Regions from separate parts of the Mus musculus genome. Here region 1 is linked to region 2. The links are chromatin contacts, found by Hi-C or POLR2A ChIA-PET in ENCODE. All regions are on one chromosome and are shown on one strand. The core of a region is the stretch at or near the end of the contact, and the rest is flanking DNA. Distances in the headings are between cores, read along the strand shown.

Region 1 (5,244 bases), core at 2,400-4,899, 42 kb after region 2:
CATAAATCATCTCTTTGTTTTGTTTTGTTTTGTTTTGGTTTGGTTTTTCGAGACAAGGTTTCTCTGTGTAGCCCTGGCTGTCCTGGAACTCACTTTGTAGACCAGGCTGGCCTCGAACTCAGAAATCGCCTGCCTCTGCCTCCCAAGTGCTGGGATTAAAGGCGTGCGCCACCACCGCCCAGCTCATAAATCATCTCTTTATTCATTGTTCCCTCTACTCTACACATAACCAGTTCTCTAACCCTTTCAAATTTACCTCTACAATTTGCCCTCTGCAGTTTCAGATCCAGAGGACTTCTGGCTTCCACTGACAACCTGACATTCATACGATTCACAAGCACACACTTAGCAAAACACTCATAGCCGTAAAATAAACTTTAAAATTAAAAAAAAAAAATGTAAAGGATGCCTAGAAACAGGGCCATGGAGCCAGATTCCATCTCCAGAACCACAAAACCTCCATCCTATCCAGATCCCCTCCCCCCCAAAAAAATTAAAAGAAAAGAAAAATGTATAGGTCTAGATGTAGCTGAAGCTTAATGCTCAGGACCAGTGATAAAAATCTGAGTCAACAACATGTGATAATATTTAAAGAGGGAAGAGAATGACATCATTCAGGATGAGCACAGGTAAAGAAATGAAGAGGGACAGCCAGGAGGCCCTCGGGGATTTGGGATGTTTTCAACACAAGGTGTGAGGCTGAAACAAAGAGAGAAAGAAGGCCTGGAAACTCTAAGGCCTAGAAGGTTCCCTGCCATCATATGAGTCTCCTGTCATACCGAGTCTCCACCAAAGCCACCTCTTCCATAGTTAGCTAATGTCTATCATTTAAAAATCCGAGGTTCAGAAAGCCTGGGCAGAATCCCTACAACTGCACCTCTTTCGACTCTGACTTAGGTCAAAGTCTAGAGCACTTCTGACCCTCAGCCTTTTCACTGTGGGTAGCAGGAACAACAACCTACAAAACAGACAACTGGGCCGCGGTGGCACAGCCTTTAATCTCAACACTTTGGAGGCAGAGGCAGGGGAATGTCTGTGAGTTCAAGGCCACCTTGGTCTACAGGGTGAGTTCCAGGACAGCCAGGACTACACAGAGAAACCCTGTCTTGGGAAGAGGTAAAAAAAAATCATCTAGGCTACGGGATTCACTTTTGCTTTCCATATAATTTGCTGGCATATACAAAACAAGTTGATTAGGGACTGATCCACCTGCAAAAAATAAAAACCAAAGCAGGAAAACAGGGCTGGGGACATTAGCTATGAGCATCTTACCCTGTGTGAAGACCTGGGGTCAATCCTCAGCATTCACACACCGAGAGAAGGGAAGCCCGGGCAGAGACAGGACGTGGCCCAACTAGTACTGAAGTGCTTAACTAACATGCAGAAAGCCTGCTAGTTTGATTCCCAGCTCAGCATAAAACCAGGCGTGGTTTACAGGTGTATGGTGGAATCCTAGCACTAGGGTGGAGAGATGCAGAATTGCCCAGAGATGCAAGAAGCAGGAGCTACGCTGCAAGTCGAAGGCCAGCCTGAGGATAGAGCAATATTCCATTTTAGGTTTGTTTGGGGTTGGTTTTTTGTTTTTTGTTTTTTTTTTAAAGTATACAACAGGGCTGGGGACAGGTAAGCTCTGGCATAAAGCACTTCCCTGATATAAAAAGCCCTGAGTTTTAAAAAATAAAATAAAATAAATCAACATCTGACTTGTGGTCAGGCCAATGATCTTTAGCACAAGAAAAGCAACCTGATTTTTCCACTTTGTAAAAACACCCTGAAGGTGGAATGTCCTAGTCAGTGTGTGAATCACGAGGGTAAACTAAAGATGCTTCTTAAATCCTTTTGGCTTTAGTGACTACAATTTCAATTTTACCATTTCAGATTTTTGGTCTTCCAAAACTTGGGCAATAGCCTAATCCAAGCCACCCTGATCTTTCACACATTATATAGTCTTTCTACACAGTTCTGTCTTCTGCTTTCTTTTTTAAAAATCTGTGTGTGTGTGTGTTGTGTGTTCCTCAGATGCCACACATCTTATTTTTTTAGGTAGAGTCTCTCATTGGCCTAGGGTGCCATGATTCTGCTAAGCTAGCAGGTCTACCAGCAAACTCCTGGAATCTACTTGTGTGCCCCTCCCCAGCAATGGGACTACAAGTGGATGCCACCCTAACTTTTAACATCTATTCTGGATATGCCGAGTTCTGTAATCCAAAGACAAGGGAGAAAGAGGCATGAATCAAAGCCAGCCTAGTCTATAGAGTGAGTTCCAGACCACTGAGGACTAACACCGCAAAGTTCTGTCTCAAAAGATCCATAACACCGCAAGGTTCTGTCTCAAAAGATCCAAAACAAAATAAAACAAAACAAAACAAAAAAACTTACAAAGCAGTACCAAGACCCGCAAGTGATAATGAACTCCTGGAAACTCAGACTCCTTGGAGATTTCATTACGACTGGTATTCCCAAACATCCATTCAGCACTTCAGAATAAATACTCATCTAATTTAATTATGATGACTTCACCAGACAGTAAGTAACACTGCCCACAACGATGTTTACAAAAGCACTTGTCACTCCCTTCGGATGTAGCAATGCAGGAAAAAAGGAGTATGTTTCCATACTCTTCCTGTGTTTATACTCTGTAACAAGTGACAATTTAAGTGTCACTTCAGATGGGTTAAATACCAAAGTAAGTCAGGTAACATGTCCCACCACCATCTTCCACGTTGTGTAAACTCTGATTCTGATAGGATTCTTAGCACTAATTCACTCCGTACCCAAGACAGGTTTCCAAGTCAGCCTTTCCAAGAGAGAAACTACAGAATTCTAGGAAGAGACTACAGAATCCTACTCTGGCCGCTGTAAGATAACAGGCTCCTTCGTTAAGCAACTCGAGTTGAGCTTATTGCAACACTAGAGCGGTTCGGAAATAAATTTGCCCCCAATACCAACCTCTAGGAAGGAACAAGCCAGAGCCAGCAAGGATGCTGCAGTGAGCGACTCCCAAAAGCTCCCGTCCACCGAGCACTTACAGCGAGGTTAGCACGGCCTCCCGCAATCCCGGGAGGTGAGTATTCACAGTTCCCGCTTCACGTCTCCTCGGGGTATTTCAGCCAAGGCCGCGCGGGACGGGTTAGCCGCAGCACCGGGACTCTGACCGGTCTGAAACCGGAGAGCCCGGAATCGTGCGGTGAACGCTGCGCCGAAACACCTGAGGGTCCGCAGCCGCCGGGCGTCCGCACCGACACCGGCTGGGCCGTGCCGCGCCCGCTCTCTCTGTGGTCGCCCACCGGGCGCCCTCCGCTGCTCGGTGTCCGCCGCCCGAGGCCTGGGCGCCGCGTACCTCGGAGCCCGCGCTCCCGCGGCCGAGCCCGGCAGGAAGCGCCCGCCCGAGCCGCCAGCGCCGCAGCCCGCGCCGCCTCCCGCGCTCACCTGCCCCGCGCGCCGCCACCGGCTCCCGATCCCGCAGCGCCGTCAGCAGCTCCCGCAGCCGTGCCCGCCTGGCTCCGACACCCGCATGCCCCGCTCCCAGTCTCTTGCTGCCTTCGGGGCTCAGCGCGACACCCGCCCACCGCCCACGACCATGGCCGGCTCCGTCGCAGCCGCTGCACCGCCCGACGGAGCACGCGCGCGCCACCGCCGTGCCCGCGCCTGCGCGAGCGCGCGCGCGAGCCTCCCGGGCTCTCCTCCCCGCTGCCCGGCCCCGCCCACCCTCTAGGGCCAATCCCCCGACGCCCGCCTCCAGGCAGCCCCGCCCACTCACCGCGCAAGCCCCGCCCCTCGAGGGGAGGCAGCACCAGCCTCGCCCTGTGCGGCTGTCGGTGCCGCGTTCCTACTGCGCTGCCGGCGCGCTGGGGTTGGCTCGCAGAGCACTGCGGTGTCTGCAGCCCCCAGCTCGCCGCCTTCGGGAAAACCTGCACCTCCCGGTTCCGCTTCTCCGCAGACTCCCCTTTGTTCCCACGGCCCAGCTGGCCTTCCATTCCCTGCGATGTGAACGATCATTTAGATGTAAAGAGTCCAGCCTTTGAAACACTTCTGTGTTCGTCTCTGCACCACCGCAGCTGACGTTTGGCTGCCAAACCTTACACTTCGCCCAGCGCTTTTTTTTTTTTTTCTCGCCTCTGTCTCCCTGCTGTCGGGAAATTTCATGGCTCTTTAGTGAGACGCTTGAATTTCACTTACTGTCAGCCAAACCTTGGGCGCGGCGGATAGAGCTCAGCGGTAGGGCACTCACATAGCCTAAGAGGTCCTGCGTGGGATACTTGTAGTCTTTTTGTTTACATATAGTAAACCTACTGTAACCTAACGCCACTCTAACAATTCAAGCAAATACTTAAGTAGTCTAGGATAGAATCTACAAGTAGAAGGAAAATGAGACAAGGTGTCAAAACAATAGTTTGATTCTGCGGATGTAACTAAGTGATTTAAAAAAAAAAAAAAATCAAGCGTGGTGGCTAATGCCTATAAAGCTCTGCATTCAGGACCAGAAGGCAGGTGCATTGCCAGGCCAGCTAGGTTACTTCCTGAGTTGCAGACTAGGCAAAGCTGCATAGCAGGGACCCTGTCTCAAAAAAAAAACAAAAACAAAAACAAAAAACAGAGGTTAACCTATTTCACCATGCTTGTACAAGTTTGGGGTTTCTACAAGTAATTTTATGTGGAGCTTTTGAGGCTTCAGCCCATTGCCAGTGGGACATTAAATGCTTAACCCAACTGTGAAGCCCAGGTCTTTTCAGATGTCTAATGAATAGAATTCCCCTTAATATTTAGCGAGCTCACAGCCAGAAATGTCAGTAAAGGACCTTCACACGTTGATCCTCGACCCTTGTACCAAGCTTCTTCCTTCCCCTCCACCACAAGGTCAGTCTCATGTCCACCACAGAAGCAAAAGTATCTTGCACTAGACTAGCAATGGCTTTCTGACCAAGCAGAAAGGGTTGGTGACACAAGCCAGGCTGGCAGATCTGTGAGTTGAGGCCAGCTTGGTCTACAGAGCAAGTTCCAGGAAAGCTAGGAGTACACAGAGAAACCTGGAGAGAGAGAGAGAGACAGAGACAGAGAGAGAGAGAGAGAGAGAGAGAGAGGCAGACACAGAGACAGACAGAGACACAGAGACAGAGAGTAAAACAAGAAGCTTGCCAAATACCTGTGAAGTTTCTGTGAATATCGGGGATGGAAATGCTAGAATAGGAATGTACTATGACAAAGAGTGGATCGAGGCCTAATCTTTACACTGTTCTTTGCTGA
Region 2 (5,398 bases), core at 197-2,696:
AAGGAAATCTCTGCTGACTTGGTAATAACATCTTCTTTAATGCATGTGTGAGGGTTTATGCACGTATGCGTACATATATACAGGTTGGGACCAACAGACAATGTCATGCATTATTCTCAGAAACACCCTGTCCCTTCCTTTGAGAAAGGATCTCACTGGTCTGGAGCTCACTTACTGAGCTAGAGTGGGTAGCCAACAAGCCTGTAGGATTCTCTCGTCTCTGTCGCCCAAGTTCGGAGAGTCCAAGCATTTGCTCAGTGTTTTGTTGTTGTTATTGTTTGTTTGTTGATAGGGGGTCTCTCTATGTAGTGATAGGTGTCCTGGAATGTACTATGTAGACCAGGCTGGCCTCAAACTCACAAAGATCTCCTCTGATGCTTCTGCCCACCAGTGCTAAGACTAAAGGCCACACCTGGGCTATGTATGTTCTTTATATGAAGTAATGCTTCCTGAATTTTGAGAACCACTGCAAAAATCTTTCAAAAGTTTGGAGGCCAGCAAGATGGCTCAGTAAAATATACTTAAGTAAAGATGCCAAGGCTGATAGCTAAAGTTGATTCCTGGAACTCACATGGAGGAAGGAAAAGAATGGACTCCTACAATTTGCTCTCTGACCTCCACACGTGCAACAACAATCACACACACCCTCAGGGCTTGCTGCACACAGGGTAGACATGCAATGCCTGGGACTCAGAGGGGAGGGAGAGAAGCAACTTTCCAGATTGTCCTCAGACTCTGCCTGTGCACTCTCCATGCACAAATCCATACATTGACAAAACAACAAAAATTTGTTTTTTAAATTTAAGGCTAAGGTTAAGTGGTGGAATTCTTATGAGGCAAAAGCATTCTTTCCTTTCTTTCTCTCTTTTATGAAGGTTTGGGATTGCTTCCTGGGACTAACACTGGCATATGACAAATGTCATTAATAACTTAAGCTAAGTAAGTTTAAATCTAACTTTCCATATACTTTCTCTTAGGAAAACAACAGAAAACAGTGCATGACATATAACAAATATACTTAAAAGGCACGAGAAAACACTATGATCATACTAAAAATATTGCTACAATTCTACAGACTGCCAGGCAAGCTGGCAAGTGATCAGTCTCCTCCAGCACTAGTGAGTATAGCCATGGGGCTCAATCAGGCCAAGAGTTGGAGACCAGCCTGGGCAAGATAGTTAACCCAGTCTCAAACAGAACAAAACCCAGAGCTAGTGAGGGAGGGACACTGAGCGGCGATGGTGCTCGGGGCTGAACTCAGGGCAGCCTGGCACATCAAGCCGATGCTCTACACCAAAGCACACTCGCAGCTCTCTTCTTAGATGCTTACTCTGACAGCGGCTCACCAGATTGCAAGACTGCCTTTGAGGCTTCAACTTGTGATCTTCCCTCCCTGGCCTCCGAAGCAGCTGAGATCACAAATCTCCAAAACCAGACCCAACTCAAACAGTCTCTTGAGACTGCTGATAAACCGTCTGCCAGTGAGTCTGCTTTCCTGGGTGCTGTGGAAGGCAAGGCACGGGAGCATGCCCTTTCACGGGAGGGAGCAGTCGGAGCACAAAGACCTACTCGGTAAATAATTATTTAGAATAAACAGTAAAGAAATATCAAGCACACCATCCTGGAGGAAATGGTATTTTTAGCCTGCCCAGGGCCATTCTGCTGTAAAAGTTCTATTGTTTTCTTTGGACAGAGGAGGGAGCAACCTTGTTCCTGAAGTTAAACTGAAGTAATTGTTTATTGTTTTCTCAGGAGGCATGACCTCACCCAGCCCTGGATACAGTCACTGAGGACAGAGCAGCAACTGCAGATACCGACTCGTTAGGTATGAACAGTGAGGACTTGCTCTGAAACACAGACTTCTACACAAAAACTTTCAGTGTGTGATGGCAAAGAATTCCCAGATCCCCTAGGAAGCAATATTTATAAACAGCTAAGCATATAAACTGCTTAATTTGTGCTATAAATATTGTTTATATCTTGATCAACTTGCAGAGCACATGACACAAAATACAGATGCAGTAAGTCAAAAGACAGTGCATGAAATATAGCCTATTGCTTTATATTCACACCCTGGCGCTGTACTGGGTGGGTAAAGGCTGCAAGACGAAAAGTCAGCTCTGCTCAATCACACCACAGATAAATCCTGAAGACATATTTTAGCCCAAGTATATTATATTCTATGAAATACTTCTATCTCCTATGTTTTTATTTGCTAAATTTATCAAGCTTAGGACAGTTAGTGGTGGCTAGTTAATCCATATCTGAGATTTGGGCCTACAGGGTGGCTTAGTGGATGAAGATGCTGACCCCCAAGCCTGAAGACTGGAGTTCAATCCCCAGAACGTACTTGGTGGGAAACCAGCAAAAACCTTGTCCAATGACTCACTCTCCCTCTTCCTTTCTTTCTCTCTCCCTCCCTCCCCCCCCTCTCTCCCTCCCTCCCTCCCTCTCTCCCTCTCTCCCTCTCCCTCTCTCTCTCACACACACAGAGACAGAGAGACAGAAACAGAGAGAAAAGAGAGAAAGACATAGACACAGACACAGAGAGACAGGGAGAGATAGACAGAAGCAGGGAAAGTTAAGCAAATACCCACACCCAGATAGATAGATACATAGATAGATACATAGATAGATAGATAGATAGATAGATAGATAGATAGATAGATAGATGTAATAGAAAATTGAGGCGCTACCTAAGCACCTTACTTCTGTCCCCAAAGAAAAGCTAACTTGAAGGAGGTGGCACTGAGTTGTGGTCCTGCAGTTAATCTCACCCAAGCAGGTCGTCAATCAAACTCAAGAAGCTCCATAGCCTTCTGCTTCGGGATTAATCTTCAAAGGCCTGTACTAAGTAACCCCGCGCGTGCCTGTAGTTCCTAAGTCGGATCAGCACCTTCTCTAAAGCAAGATGTGGACAGACATTAAATCTTGTCTGTTAAGATTTGTATAGCAAGAGAGAATTAATTCCTCTGTGTCCTTAATTTTCTCCAGAAATTTTTTTCGGTTTTTGACAGGGTCTTGTGTAGCCCTTGGGAGCCTTGCCATGCAGCTGAGGATGACTGTGAGCTCCTGACCCTTCCAGCATGCATTACTGTTTGCTTGCTTGGATGGGGCTCAAGGATTCATGCATCCTAGGCAAGCATTCTACCACCTGAGTGGTATCTTCAGCCCCTAGAAATAATTTAAGGATTGTGCATATATCTTTATTTGATACAAAGATAACGTCTAATTAAAAATAACTTCAGTAAAAGAACAAAAATTTGCTAAGAACGTGAGTTAATTTATAGAAACATTAATCAACTTATTGATTATTAATTGGTAAATAATTAGGGTATTTATAGGCAGTTCATAAAAAAAATAAAAGTCATCTAATAGGAAAGAGTTTCTCAGCCAAAAAAGGTAGTGCACGCCTCTAATATCTGTACCCATGAGGCTGAGGCAGGAGGAGAGCAATTTTAATCTGTCTGTCCTTTTGAGACGGGGTCTCACTTTGTATCCCTGGCTGGCCTATAACTTGCTGTGTTGACCAGTCTGGCCTGGACCTCACAGAGTGCTACATTAAATGAAGGCAGGATCACACTCAGTGAACAGCAATTCCAAGACCTCAGCTGGTCTACACAGTGAGGCAGAAACTGATCGAGGCCATTAGAGAAGACCGTGTATTGGAGAATTTCTCAAATTACTTGAGGTAAATTGAAGACCAATACTTGTATAAAAGAAAAATAAGCCAGTAGTAAAGAAAGGAACATGAAATGCAGGCCCTTGGGTGCAGAGGCAGCACCACATAGCCCGAGCTGCGTCATTACATTCAGCCTTCAGTTCTGCACAGACCTTCTTCCAGCCCATGGACTAACTATTGAAGATGATGCCTTCGGAGACACTTGCATGCTAACACAGAACAAAGGTAAAGCTAGCATTGCATACTGGAAACTTAAGAGTTACCTTTTCCTATAAGAACCCCAATTTTTGAGTCCAATTTTTCTGCGGGGTCACAGCTTCTAGTCACTAGTTTGAGAACTGGAAGAAAAGGTCTGACATCACAAAGTCTTCGTGTTTCGTCTTCCAGTTCCTCATATACAGCAGTTTGATTCACACATGCAAACATATACGAGTCAATGTCCATGAGGAGGTTAAACATCGGGTAGTTGTGAACTTGCTTCCATAACATCTGCAGGGATACAGTAAGACATTATCTGCAACGCTGACACACACACACACAGAGAAACAGATACAACCATGCCCACTGCCAGTCACAACTCGTGCGGTTAGACACGACTCAGCAATCAGCAACACTGGTGGGAACAGGGGTACACCTTTAATCTCTCCACTTGGGAAGCAAGGACAGGTGGATCTCTGTGAGTTCAAGGCCAGCCTGGTTTTCAGAGAGTTCCTGGACAGTCAGGGTTATTACATAGACACTTACCTTGGAAAAAAAGAAAAAGGGAAAAAAGAAAAAGAACGCTGGCTGCTCTTTCAAGAGCAACTGGGTTCAACCACCAGTGCCACTCTCAGCTCACAGCCTTCTGAAACTCCAGTCCCAGGGCATCCAAGCCCTCTTCTGACCTCTGCAGGCACTGCACAGCTTGTCATGCACAGACATACATGCAGGCAAAATACCCCTACACATAAAATAAATAAATACTCACAAAAAGTCAACTCCTAGAGAAGCTAAATGTTTAGTAGTAAGGATCAGATAATTGAATTACAGATTATAATAAGCTAGTGAAAACAAATACAAACCCAACTTGGGAATTTATGCCATAGAGATTAGTGGTTCTCTTTTTAAGTGGGGATATAATTTTATATTTGGACTAGATCTCAAATGGTAGCTCAGGCTCTCCTGGAACTAACTCTCTCTCTCTCTCTCTCTCTCTCTCTCTCTATATATATATATATATATATATATATATATATATATATATATAGCTTAGTTGGCCTCAAACATTCAGTATCCTCCCCATATCTGATTACAGACATAAACAACCACGCCTAGTGAAATGGTTTATCTTCTCTCTCTCTTTTTAAACAGGAGTTATATGCATTGCATTGCTATGCTGTCCTGTGCTATTTGAACTCACTGAGAAGTTGGCTCTGAGAACTGAGTTGTTCCTTCCCCATTTTAGACTCAAACCTGTTTGTCTCAAAAGTAACTCCTAGAGCCTTGTCTAGGGATGGGACTGGCCACCTAACTCAGAACCAAACAGCCCAAGAATAGAAAACGCCATGATCTTGAGACCAGCTAGGAAATAGGGCGTTCCTCGAGTTACCCTTGAGGGGTGGGCAGTGAGAGCGGGAGTCAGAAATTCAGCTGTGGGAGCTCCTCCATCAGAGCTCCCTGACTGCTGCGCCGTCCCCAGCTGCCTGGGGTCTCTATGCCTTGAGGTGATGTTCTGAT

The links. A loop is a pair of places that touch in the nucleus more often than their neighbours do. ChIA-PET counts read pairs that join two places held with the same protein, here RNA polymerase II (POLR2A).
Region 1: a loop to region 2 is called in a map of heart, with 4 times the contacts of the local background. The contact joins the promoter of Pik3cb here to the enhancer-like site in region 2. A Hi-C loop is called at or near these places in 7 of 37 maps with a recorded cell type or tissue (T-helper 17 cell, heart and left cerebral cortex). POLR2A ChIA-PET finds 5 or more read pairs at or near these places in 3 of 5 experiments (Patski and embryonic stem cell).

Annotation. Positions count from the first base shown.
Region 1 is chr9:99,136,562-99,141,805 of GRCm38, forward strand. Pik3cb (phosphatidylinositol-4,5-bisphosphate 3-kinase catalytic subunit beta) reads right to left here and starts at 3,650. Exons shown (of 24, transcript NM_029094.3): 1 at 3,430-3,650. It also overlaps the pseudogene Gm2773.
Region 2 is chr9:99,097,230-99,102,627 of GRCm38, forward strand. Pik3cb (phosphatidylinositol-4,5-bisphosphate 3-kinase catalytic subunit beta) reads right to left here. Exons shown (of 24, transcript NM_029094.3): 4 at 3,946-4,171. Among named protein-coding and RNA genes, the nearest start is that of Pik3cb, 40 kb to the right of the region's middle. Within about 2 kb of position 1,447, at least 1 of the 3 ENCODE cell types and tissues checked has a DNase peak (open chromatin) inside an H3K27ac peak, as active enhancers do; it is heart, where a contact is called at or near this core.